Linked DNA regions of Homo sapiens: region 2 is linked to region 1. The links are chromatin contacts, found by Hi-C or POLR2A ChIA-PET in ENCODE. All regions are on one chromosome and are shown on one strand. Each heading gives the region's core, a stretch centred on a gene start or an enhancer-like site at or near the end of the contact. The rest is flanking DNA. Distances are from core to core; before and after follow the strand shown.

The links. A loop is a pair of places that touch in the nucleus more often than their neighbours do. ChIA-PET counts read pairs that join two places held with the same protein, here RNA polymerase II (POLR2A). Pooled maps may share reads with other maps.
Region 2: a loop to region 1 is called in a pooled map, with 6 times the contacts of the local background. The contact joins the enhancer-like site here to the promoter of CAPZB in region 1. A Hi-C loop is called at or near these places in 4 of 50 pooled maps. POLR2A ChIA-PET finds 5 or more read pairs at or near these places in 4 of 52 experiments (Caco-2, activated CD4-positive, alpha-beta memory T cell, endothelial cell of umbilical vein and 1 more).

What each region holds. Positions count from the first base shown.
Region 1 is chr1:19,482,452-19,488,085 of GRCh38, reverse strand. CAPZB (capping actin protein of muscle Z-line subunit beta) reads left to right here and starts at 2,547. Exons shown (of 9, transcript NM_004930.5): 1 at 2,547-2,650. The coding sequence starts at 2,648. It also overlaps a transcript of LOC105376819 not described here. RefSeq lists enhancers at 204-711, 2,745-3,253, 3,254-3,761, 3,762-4,270 and silencers at 1,971-2,700, 2,731-2,840.
Region 2 is chr1:18,923,845-18,929,478 of GRCh38, reverse strand. All of the region lies in intron 1 of IFFO2 (intermediate filament family orphan 2), which reads left to right. Among named protein-coding and RNA genes, the nearest start is that of ALDH4A1, 24 kb to the right of the region's middle. RefSeq lists enhancers at 1,260-1,309, 1,640-1,729, 2,230-2,349, 1,978-2,604, 2,630-2,849. Within about 2 kb of position 2,703, at least 34 of the 41 ENCODE cell types and tissues checked have a DNase peak (open chromatin) inside an H3K27ac peak, as active enhancers do; they include endothelial cell of umbilical vein, where a contact is called at or near this core.

The sequences.
Region 1 (5,634 bases), core at 1,298-3,797:
CTTGGGCAAGCTCCTTACCTTTTCAGGCTTCTGTCATGAGGATTAAATGGCTTATTATCTGTAAGGTGCTTAACAGTGTTCATCACATAGGATGTGCCATATCAGTGCTTTTTAAATAAATAAATGTCCTCAATATAGAAATGGCTTTCTAAGGCCCTAGTCCCCCTACAGTCCATTCAGAACACAGCAGCCTCATGATCCTTTTAAAGCCTAGGTCAAATCTTGTCATTGCCCTGTCCTTCAGCTCCTGCTCGACCTAGGCTAGCCACACTGGCCTCCTGTCTGGCCCTTGAAAACACACCAGTGCTGATGCAGCACTGTCACCTTCAGGGTTTTTACCCTTGCTGCTCCTTGTGCCTCTGCTATCCACACGGCTTGCTCCCTCCTTCCCTTCAGCTATATGATCAAATATTGCTAAGTTAGGCCTTGCCTGCCTACCTGTTTGCTTGAATTTTTCTCATTATCTCTAATCACTACCCGACACTGTATTATTATTATTACTATTTTATTTTTGAGACGAAGTCTCTCTCTGTCGCCCAGGCTGGAGTGCAGTGGCGCGATCTCGGCTCACTGCAAGCTCCGCCTCCCGGGTTCACGCCATTCTCCTGCCTCAGCCTCCCGAGTAGCTGGGACTACAGGCGCCCGTCATCCCGCCCAGCTAATTTTTTTATTTTTAGTAGAGACGGAGTTTCACCGTGTTAGCCAAGATGGTCTCGATCTCCTGACCCCGTGATCCGCCCACCTCGGCCTCCCAAAGTGCTAGGATTACAGGCGTGAGCCACTGCGCCCGGCCTCGGCTAACTTTGTGTATTTTTAGTAGACGGGGTTTCGCCATGTTAGCCAGGCTGATCTGGAACTCCTGACTTCAAGCGATTGCCCACCTCGGCCTCCCAAAGTGCTGAGATTACAGGCGTGAGCCACTGTGCCTGGCCTTGGACACTGTATTTGCCTGGTGGCCGACTGTCTCCCTGACAACACTCAAGCTCCACAACCATGTGGGTTATTTTGCTCATTGCTCTATTTCCAGAGCCTAGCACAGTGCTTGGCACATAGCAGATGCTCAATAAGTATCTACTGCGTGTGCCATTCTCTTCCTTGAATTTCTGTAATACTCATCCAATACCATTCTTGCGAGACTTACCCGTATGCTTTTTCTGCCAGTGGCTACCTGTGAAAGCTTCGACTTGTCTATGAGCTCCCTGAGGACAGGGCCTGGCTCAGGGAAACAATTCCTGTCATCTGTGCAGTTTACCATCCCCTCACAGATCGCCTAATTTGATTTAACCAAAGCAAACAGGCCACGGAGGCAGATATTGTTAGCAATCCAGATCTCTCCTGCTACCTAGACTAAGCTTAACAAATATTTGATTGAGAGAGAGAGAGAGAGATTGGGAGAGAGAAACTTGAGTCACTTTGTGGAGCGAGGAAGCCCTTCTGGGCTAATGGAATGGTTCTCTGTAGCACATTCAACAGTACTCATAACAGCTAGCATTTGTTGAACTTAATTTTTTTTCTTTTGAGACAGAGTCTTGCTCTGTCGCCAGGCTGGGGTGCAGTGGCGCGATCTTGGCTCACTGCAACCTCTGCCCCCGGGTTCAAACGATTCTCCTGCCTCAGCCTCCCGAGTAGCTGGGACTATAGGAGCGAACCACCACGCCCAGCTAATTTTTGTATTTTTAGTAGAAACGGGGTTTCACCATGTTGGCCAGGATGGTCTCGATCTCTTGACCTTGGCCCGCCTCGGCCTTCCAAAGTGCTGGGATTACAGGCGTGAGCCACCGCGGCCGACCTGTTGAACTTAATTTTCTAATCTCTACCTGTGTCATCCTCACAGATATTCTGTCTGCAGCTATACCGGCAGGGATCTTTATGTCTTATCTGTTATCTTCCGGTGCCTAAACAAGGCCTGGCACATAGTAGGTGCTGAATAAATGGCGTCAGCCCGAGGCTCCTCAATTCGTGCCCGGGCTCAGGTGCAGCGCGGCGCTCCAGATCCTGCCGTAGCGAGCGGCAGCGCTGGGCTCCTGCCCCGCTCCCGGCGCGCTCCCCCAGTGCTGGGTTGGGCTGGGTTGGGCTGGGCCGGGCCGGTCCGCGCTCGGCGGCAGTTCCGGGTGCGCCGCAGGAGTGAGCGCGTGCACGGGGTGGGGCGCGGAGGGCCGGTCCCCTCCCAGCCGCGGTGCCTTCCGCATCCCCGCCCGCGGGGACTGTGGGGTGCGGTTCCCTCGCCGCCACTCGCTGCTGCAGGCCCAGAGTCGGGGACTGGACCTCAGACAGCCAGGAGACCTTTCCGCCCCGGCCCGCAACCCGTGCCGGGGACTCCCGGCAGCCGCGCCGCGCAGCGCCGCGCCCCGCCCCGCCTCGCAGGCCCCGCCCCCGCACCCCGTCGGCGCCCGCCTCTCGCGCCGCTCTCCATACTTGGCGATCGCCGCAGCCCCGCGCGCTCATTGGCCGCGAGCTGGCGGCGTGGGGGGCGGGCCCGGGCCGGGCCGGGGCGGGGAAGGAAGGTGGCGGCGGCCCGGCGCGGGGGGAGGGGGGTGCTGACCCGGATGTTCACTCCTGGGCACCCGGGGAAGTGGAAGCGCCGGGCCCTGCTGCGGGGGGGAGAGCCACTGACGCCGGGACCGGGACCGCCGCCGCCGCCGCCACCATGGTAAAGGCCGCACGGCCCCCTCCCCGGCCCGGGGGCCCCTCCGGAGCTCGCGTCCCCCTCCCCCTGCCCATCCCTGGCCTGGGACGGGTGGCTTCCCGGGGTGGGGGAGGGGCGGGGTCCCGGACCCTGGGTGGACCCGGTCCCTCCCCGCCCAGGAGGGTGCCGCCGGCGCGGACGACTTGGGTGGCAGTGACCCTGCCCCCGCTCCCAGCCCCCGCCCTTGGCGCAAGCTGGAGTCCCACTCACTACCTCTGTGTTCAGGCTGGTCTCTCCCATAGCCCAGGCTAGACCCTCCCTCCCGAACCGTGTCCCCAGCCAGGCACCCCCTCGGTGACCCTGGCGTGGGCCCCCTTCCTCCCCCGGTCTAGGGCTAGGTCTGCTTTCCCCCGTCTCTCCGGCCCAGGCTAGGCCGTCGTTTCTCCCTGCCATGGCCCAGGCTAGGCCGCTGCCTCCCTCTGTCCCTCCCCCTTTGCCTTCTCCATGGCCTCAGGCTGGACCCCGGTCAGCCCCTTCTGCAGCGGCCTAGGTTTGCTTCCCCTCTTCTCCGTGGCCTCAGCCTGAATCTCCTCTTCTCTCTGTGAACTTAAATCTGGACCTCCTCTTCTCCGCCCATGGCCCCCGTCTGGACCTCACTGCCCCCTCCCCACCATGATCCCCTTCCCTGGACTTTTCGCCACTCCTAGCGTAACCTGCGTCAGCCCCGCTCGGTCCCCGCCCTGAGCCTCTCATCAGGGTCCTGCCCCCTGCCTGGTGCACGACCCAGGGTCCCCTTCCCTGTACCTGGGGCGCGCCTTCTTTGCAGCCTTTGGGGAGCGAGGGGAGCTCTCCATCAGGGATGGGGTGGTCCCGGTGCTGTGCCTTCTCAGTTGCCGCTTCTAGGGAGGCCGCCTAGGAGCCAGCGAGGGAAGGGCGGGCATCGGTGTGCCCAGAAGGCAGCGCGCTGCTCTGCGGGCCCTTCTCGAGGCTGCCGCCGTGGGTGCTGTGCGTGCGAAGCATTCTGCAGGGCAGGCCGGGGTCCACGGCGCCCGGGCCTGAGTGGGAGCCGAGGGGCGAGGATGGGTGGCCCACAGGACAAGGATGAACGCACAATCGCCCTTGTGAGGCCGTGGCCTTGGGGGGCCACCAGGCCCTGGATCCAGCATATGGCCTGGACACGATGCACCCAAGCAGGCGCAGCCTCCCCTTCCCTCTGAACTGTCAGCTTGCAAGGGTTGGAACTGCTGATTATGGAAGTCCCTCGGATCAGGTGAGCAGAACGCCTAGGGAGAGTGCTGGCTCCGCTCGTGGTGTTTGTTTTGGTAAAGAAGGCAGATGCTATCCAGACTTTTGAGGAACCTGGGGTTTCACATAGGCCCCCACAGATAGACCTGCCCTCCTGCCACTTGACCCTTCTGCAGGACAGGCCCAGCACTTAGGTTGGAAGGGCCAGAGAACTTCTTCCTGACAGGATCAAGGGATTTTTGGAGCATGTTTGTATGTGGACTTTGGGCCTCAAAGTGTTTTGAGGACCATGGTTCCTTGTTTAGTCAAGGGATGTTGCTGCTGAACGAGGGTGAGTAGTTGAGATGGGTTAAGCTTTCTTTTGATGCCTTCCTGTATGCTGATTAAAAACATGGGCAATGCCACTTTTAAGGCCTTCGGATTTGTCCAGTAACTTTGGCTGAAAACTCCTTGTTTGGGGAGGTGGGCCTGGCCCCAGGCCTTGATGGAGAACGACTTCTCCAGGGCAGTGGTGGGTGAGGACTTTGAAAGTGGGCTGAAGTTTCCTGAGTGTGCACTCAGGACAAAGTATAAGGCAGGAAGCAGCGATTCTCGCCAGGTGATGGGAAAGTGCCTCAGTCCCCCAGGAGGAGCACATGACACCTGAAGCTTCTCAGGAGTCTTGTACTCAGCTCTCATCTGAAAAGGCTGGAAAGGGTGGAGGAACTGTCTGCCAGTCACTGTGGTGTGCTTCACCTGTACAAGCTGTTTTCATCCACAGGAAGCCCTTCTGGGGCTGTCCCCATTTTATAGATGAGGCAGCTGAGGCTCAGGAGGTGGAGTGACTTATTCAGGGTGTTGCTCAGCCAGTGGAGGAACCACTGTTGGTCAGTGGAAGCCCATCTGGCAGGCTCTAAACTGTTCTTCCCATTGTACCAAGCTGCTTGTATGTCAGAAGGTTTAATGATACCGTTTGAAAAACATAAAATGGGATATTCAAACATGGCAAGGGGGGAGGAGCAGTATTTATTGCCCATGTATTGTATTTTAGATCCTTTGTATAGGAAATCATGTTTATAGTGAAATAGCTGTATGGTGATACAGGCATATTTAGCATGGGCCAGAATGAGCTCTTGGAGGGCAGAGATTTGTGTCTTGTGTTTTCCGCAGCTGTATCCGTGGGGCCTAGAACAGCACCTGGCGTTGGAAGAAACCACTTGGAATGTTCTCTTTGGCATGTGTCTGTGTCCATGAACTTACCTGCTTGGATTTCATATTCATTCTCTCAGTCACTTGTTCTTAGTATCCCTTAGCCTTGTAATTTCTGACTGCTTATTGTTACGTTTATCCCCTATTTGAATACTCTGACCATTAAGCCGGTGTAGATGGTTGGCGTAGGACAGAAGTGGTGGTGTGAGGTTGCATTGTAGGTAAATGAATTCAGATCACCATGTTTTTCATTTTCAGTAGATTTGATGGTAGAGAATACAGCTAGATCTCTGTTATCCATTGAGGGAAATAGTGACTTGAGAATCTAAAATGCATTTGACTTTGGAATGAATTCCATGATTTTTGTTGGCATGAGTTTCTCCTTCCCAGTTAAAATGCATAGGCAAATGGAATTTATTTGCATTCCCTTAGCAGGTAATAATCTTACCACTGTCTGAGTGCTGTACAATTTCAGAGCACCGTTCCTTACACAGCTTCAGTTTCTGACTTGGGAATTATTCTTAGTTATGATGATGGTGAGGCTTTAGCAGGAACGGGGACTAGGGAGGCCCCCT
Region 2 (5,634 bases), core at 1,454-3,953, 560 kb after region 1:
TCCTTAGCAACTCGATTTCAGTGCTGCCTCTCTCAGTTGCTCCTGGGTCCCCAGAGGGCCAGGACAGGTTGGAGAAGTGTCCTTGCTGAGGGGGCCCAGACTTTCACCCACCCATTTGCCCCTCCCTCCCCCAGGTGGGTAGAGCCAGGGTGACACCGGTGAAGAGCATGGGCATCATCTGTCAAGGGCATCTGTGTGCCTCACTTGAGCCTGCTCTCCTGATCCATCCATGAGCCCTACAAGGTGGGATTGCTATCCCCGTTTTACAGAAGTGGAGACTGAGGCTCCTAGCTTGAGGTAGGCAGGCCCTCAGGGGATCACACAGAGGCAGATGACTTTCTCAGCTCACCTGCCCTTCCTTCTGCAGAATTGCCTACAACCTTTGACTCTCTAAGGCCTGCGGGGCTCGTGGCAAGCCCTCAGGAACTGTTTATGGAATGAATGAGTGAGGGGCAAACGAATGAATGCATGCTCCCACACCACGCTGCTGCTTCTTCTGGGAGAGGGCACCCAGCGGGTGTCTGCTGTTGAGTGCAGGCTGTCAGAGCCCTGATGGCACCCAGGATAACTCCGGATGGAGTTGGTATCCCTGAGGCTGTCACCACTTCTGGACTCCAAGGAAGGGCCCTATCCAGGGCGTGCAAATAACACTGCAAATGTCATGTCCCGAGGGATTTTGGGAGATCCTATTATAGATGGGGAGACTGAGGCCCAGGGCAGAGAAGGGACTTGCTCAGGGTCATGCAGCAAATTAGCAACGCAGCCAGGGCATGAACCAGGACCTCCTGCTTCCTAGCCCAGTACCCGCTCTTCCACAGGGAACTTCCCTATGGATGTCAGACCCCTCTGCCTCTCCCCTGAGCAGCCTTGCGCAGACCTGGCACGCTGGGATCCCTGGAGGAGGCTGCCGTTTCTGGTTGAAAGCAGCTCTGTGTGTCTGTGTGGGTGGCAGTGTTCTGGGGGCACACTTGATTAGTGGCTTCTCAAACCTGGCCCCCATCCTCAGTGTACAGCCTGTGCTCCGTCCTGCTCAGGCCATTACTGCCCGCCTGTAATGGAATCGGCTGCCCTGGTTAAGTGTTCACATTAAATTAATACCTCCTCCGTGGAGACAATCAGTTGGCATTTAATTTGTCTTTCCTTCCGAGAGCTGGAGAGTACAGCTGGGCAGCCGGGCTCTGATGGGCACGTCTGCGAGACAGCCTTTCCTTGGGATCAGGGGCTCCATGGAGATGGGAGCCGGGAGGCCACAAGAGGTGGTGCCAGGTGTCCCCAGGGGGTGGGGCTTGGGGCAGGCAGGAGGGGGCCTCTTTCATGCGCAGGGGCTAGAGCTTATTGGCTGTCCATTTTCGGGGGAGAAGACGGGCTTGCAGCGTGCCATGTGGGAGAGAAAGTCAGGAGGCAAGGCATCCACACGTGCATCAGTGCTGAGCTGCCCAGGAGGTGAGCCCTGTGTTAGCAGTGGTGGCGGGATTTCCACATTGTATTCCCAGCCCTGCCCCACTCCCACTCCCTTATCGGATTTTCTTTCTGCCTTAAATATGAATTGTCTGTGGTATTCGAGGGGGATGGTGTGCAAGGAGGAAGTTGACTCGGTTGTGGTTTTCAGGTTCTCTAGAAGGGCTCAGAAGAAGCAAGTGGAGGCTGTTGGGGGCACGCAGCCCTGACCCCACCGGGGAGCCTGCTCTGGTCTTCCCAATCCATCAGCTTCTGCAAAACTGCATTTGCAGAAAGGGCTCCCCTGGTCTACCACTGTGCCTGCAGCCTCTTCTTCCAGCTCAGATATTATTTTAGAGAAGAACAGCTGATTGGGGCCCCCAGGCTTGGCCCTGGCTCTGCTGTGAGGATGCCTCTGTGCATCTGCAGGTGGGCAAACACAGGAGCTAGGGCAGCGCAGAGCTGAGGGGCATTGGCTGGGCCAAATCTGTGGTTTGAGCAGCCGGGCTCCAGCACAGCTCCCTGGCCACCTGCATCCAGCCCTGCTGCAGTGGGGTGAGCTCCCCGAGGCCAGGGTGGAGCTGAGAAGGTGCCAGCCCTCCACCCGCCGGGAAGGAAGCTGCTCTCTGCCCCCACCTGCCCTCTGCCAGAGGCCAGGCCCACGCTTGGCCCAGAATGAAGTCTTCCACTGAGGGCTCCAGCCCAGCCTCACCTGAGCTCATTTCCCTTCACCTGAGTGAGTCGGCCTAGGCGTGCCGGCCGCTCGCCTTCCCGCAAGGTGTGGGCCATTTCCACACCTCCCTCCCAACTCTGGAGGTGGGAGGCAGCCATGCGCTGTGCCGTTGACGTGGAGCTGCTGAACACCCATGGTCTGCTGGATGCCAGGGTGCTTTTACCCACACCATCCCCTTCCTGTAGTTCTCACAGCCACCTTCGAAAGGGGGTGGCTGGTTTCCCAACTCACAGAGGGGACAACTGAGGCCCAGAGAGGGTAACTGACTTGCTCAAGATCACGCAACTGGGAAGTGATGGGGCAGGATTTGAACCCGTCTCTTGCTGCCCTGGTGTCTTGGGATGCTCACTCCAGGAGCCCCAGGTTCGTCCCTGGAGGGCTTCATTGTTTTGCTGGGCCTGCACCTACTTTCCTCCTGAGCGGGAGCCTCGAGCCTCTTTTTCTGACTGCACAGGAAGTGAAAAATCTGTGAGTCAGCCCCTCTGCTGGTGACTTCAGCTTGGGTTTCCGCCCCTCTGTAGGGCAGGCTTGTCGGTCCCTTTCCTGCGGGTCTGTGTGTCATCTTGAGCTGACGGGAGAGGGGGAGGCACTGGCCCTGAGTGGGGTGGGGGTGGGGACTGGCATAGAATCTGCCCACCCCTTTTCCCCAGAGGCCAGCAGAGACTTCTCGTCCCTCACGTGGTTCCAGTGGTGGCTCCTCAGGAATGCGGAGAGACCACATCTGGCTGGGGTGGTGCTGCCACCTCTCCCTCCTGGCCACCAGCCTCAGAGAGTGCTTGTTCTGCTAAGATGGTGGCCGAGGCCCCTGATCTCAGCTGCTTTGTGCTTTTGTGGAGTCATTTCCTCTCCCTGCACTCTTTGTTCTGACATCCCTGCCTCCCCTCCCTGGCCCAGGGCTGTGGGAAGTGGGAAAGGGAAGGTTTCTCCTTCTCCTGCCTGCTTCCTGCCCTGGCCATCCCTCCCCCTGGCCTGGCCTGGCCTCTCCCAGGAGAGGCTCTGGAGCCGAATGGATGAAGCTGAGTGCAGGGGCTATGCTGGGAATTTGCCTCCTGTGAGCCCCTGGGCTGGGATGTTCAGTCTAAGGATGCTCTGGGGGAAAGGAGTTCTGTCTGGAGGCGAGGGCCATCAGGGCACTGAGGAGTAAGTGCAGCTTTGGATCCATCCATCCATCCATCCATCCATCCATCCATCTATCCATCCAACCAATCCATCCATCCATCCATCCATCCATCCATCCATCCATCCATCCAACCAATCCATCCATCCATCCATCCATCCATCCATCCATCCATCCATCCATCCAACCAATCCATCCATCCATCCATCCATCCATCCATCCATCCATCCAACCAATCCATCCATCCATCCATCCAACCATCCATCCATCCATCCATCCATCCAACCAATCCATCCAATCCATCCATCCATCCATCCATCCATCCATCCATCCAACCAATCCATCCATCCATCCATCCATCCATCCATCCATCCATCCATCCAACCAATCCATCCATCCATCCAACCAATCCATCCATCCATCCATCCATCCAACCAATCCATTCGATAAATGTCTGACTCCTTAGCAAGTGCCCAGCCAGTTTGAGGTGCAGGGAATACAGTAGCAAGCACAGGAATGATCATCATAACCAGCTCTCTGGGCCTGCAGAAGGACTGGACCCCCGACCTGAGACCCGGCTCCTGTGCCTGTTTTCCCACCTAGACCAGGGAACTTGCCTCTTGCTTCCTCTTTGCCCCATCTCTGTGCCTGAGACCTCCCGAGATGAGTGCCAGCCCCCGGTGGCGGTGGGGAAGGTGGAAGTGGCGGTGACCACACAATGGAGCCATCACTGGCCCTGGCGTCACGGGACTGGCTCCTTTGGGCAAGAGCTGTGTGCCGTGGGATCCCACAACCATGCCACTGGGGAAGAGGAGATCCTGGGGCCTCCACTGCTTTAAGCTGTGGGGCAAACAATGGAAGTGGATGTGAGGCTTGGGGAAGAGATGACATTTGAGACAAGCCTGGGAGAATGGCTAGGGTTTCAGGAGGCTGAGGAGGAGAGAGGAAGAGGGGAAATGAGTTACCTGACCTCTGAGCCTCATCTGCAACATGGGGATGATCCCCAGGGGAGGGCTCAGCGGGATTTTATAGAGGGAAGTATGAGTGCCTAATGTGGTGGATACCACCGAGAAGGTAATCAATAAATGTCCCTTCTCTCATCCAGCGCTAGAAAAGAGAAGGATTTGGAAGTTTTATGAGCTGTTGGGTCAGGGTGGGCAGGGGCGGCTCTCAGTGATTCAGGCCGTGTCAGCCGTGGCTGGAGTTGTCCATAGGCCCTGGGTCTTCATTTTCCCACTTGTAAAGTGGGGACAGGGTAGCTTTCCAGCCCAGTGCATGTGCAGTATGATGGAGGGGATCTATGGAAAGGCCCTGCAGAGAGCACTGGGATGTGTTTGTCACCTCATTTTCTGCCAGTGGCAGGCCTGTCAATATTCTGGAGTCTTCAAAAGACCAGAAAGGACCCCTCCCCAGCCAACAGAACAGCTCCTGGACTGCTGAGGGAGACTCGAGGAAAATGGCCTTTGTGCCCCAAAAGTGATCTCTTTATGTTCACTCCAGCCTTCCTTCCCCTTTCAGCCTTAAAGGGCCCGGGCGTAGGATTCTGTCAGACCTGGGTTCGAATCCAGGCGCTGCCACTTCCTAGGCAGTCTTTGGGCAAGTCGTTTGCTCAGCCATGGGCTGGGGCTGGGAGAGGGGATGGTGCAGGCTGAAAGGAAACGATGTCTGCAAACCGCTGATCCAAAGTAGGTGCACCCGCCTCTTGGTGGCAGACAGCGCCTGGCCTGTCCCTTCCTGCTGCCCTCTTTGTTTCTGTTGGTCCCTCTGCCTGAAACACCCTCCCCACTGAAACCTTACTCTTGTGGGCAGACCCAGGGAAGAGGGAGGGTTGTGCTTGGGAAGCTGGTGTTGAAATCTCTGTGCCAGCAACTTGGTTCACCAGTTCTCAGTTAAGCTGAGTGCTCCCTGGCTCTGGGTGGGTGGGCAGGGAATACAGGTGTCTGGAGTGCCGTAAGAAACACATCGCCCACCTGGCCCTTCATGCCAGTCCTCAGAACGATCCAAGGACAGAGCTTTTCTGCATTGTCAACACTGGAGCTGGCGGAGCCAGGTTTTCTCCACCACCGCCGGGAGGGATGTCAGGGCGGGCGACAGGCTCTTCAGTCAAGCCAGCTGCTGTCCACATGCGGGGTCTGTCCTCAACCTCCTGGGAGCAGGCCAGCCGGCTGCCTCCCCCGTCTGGCTTTGGAAATAAAAAGCCCGTGAAATCATTTGTGCAAGCTCATCCTGGGGGTGTGGTATGTGCAGTCAGGAAACACGATTGAGATGTGGGGTTGGGAGGGTGCAGAACTCGGGGCAGGAAGGGAGAGGTGAGGTGGAGGGGCTGGGTTGTGTGGTCTTCAGAGCC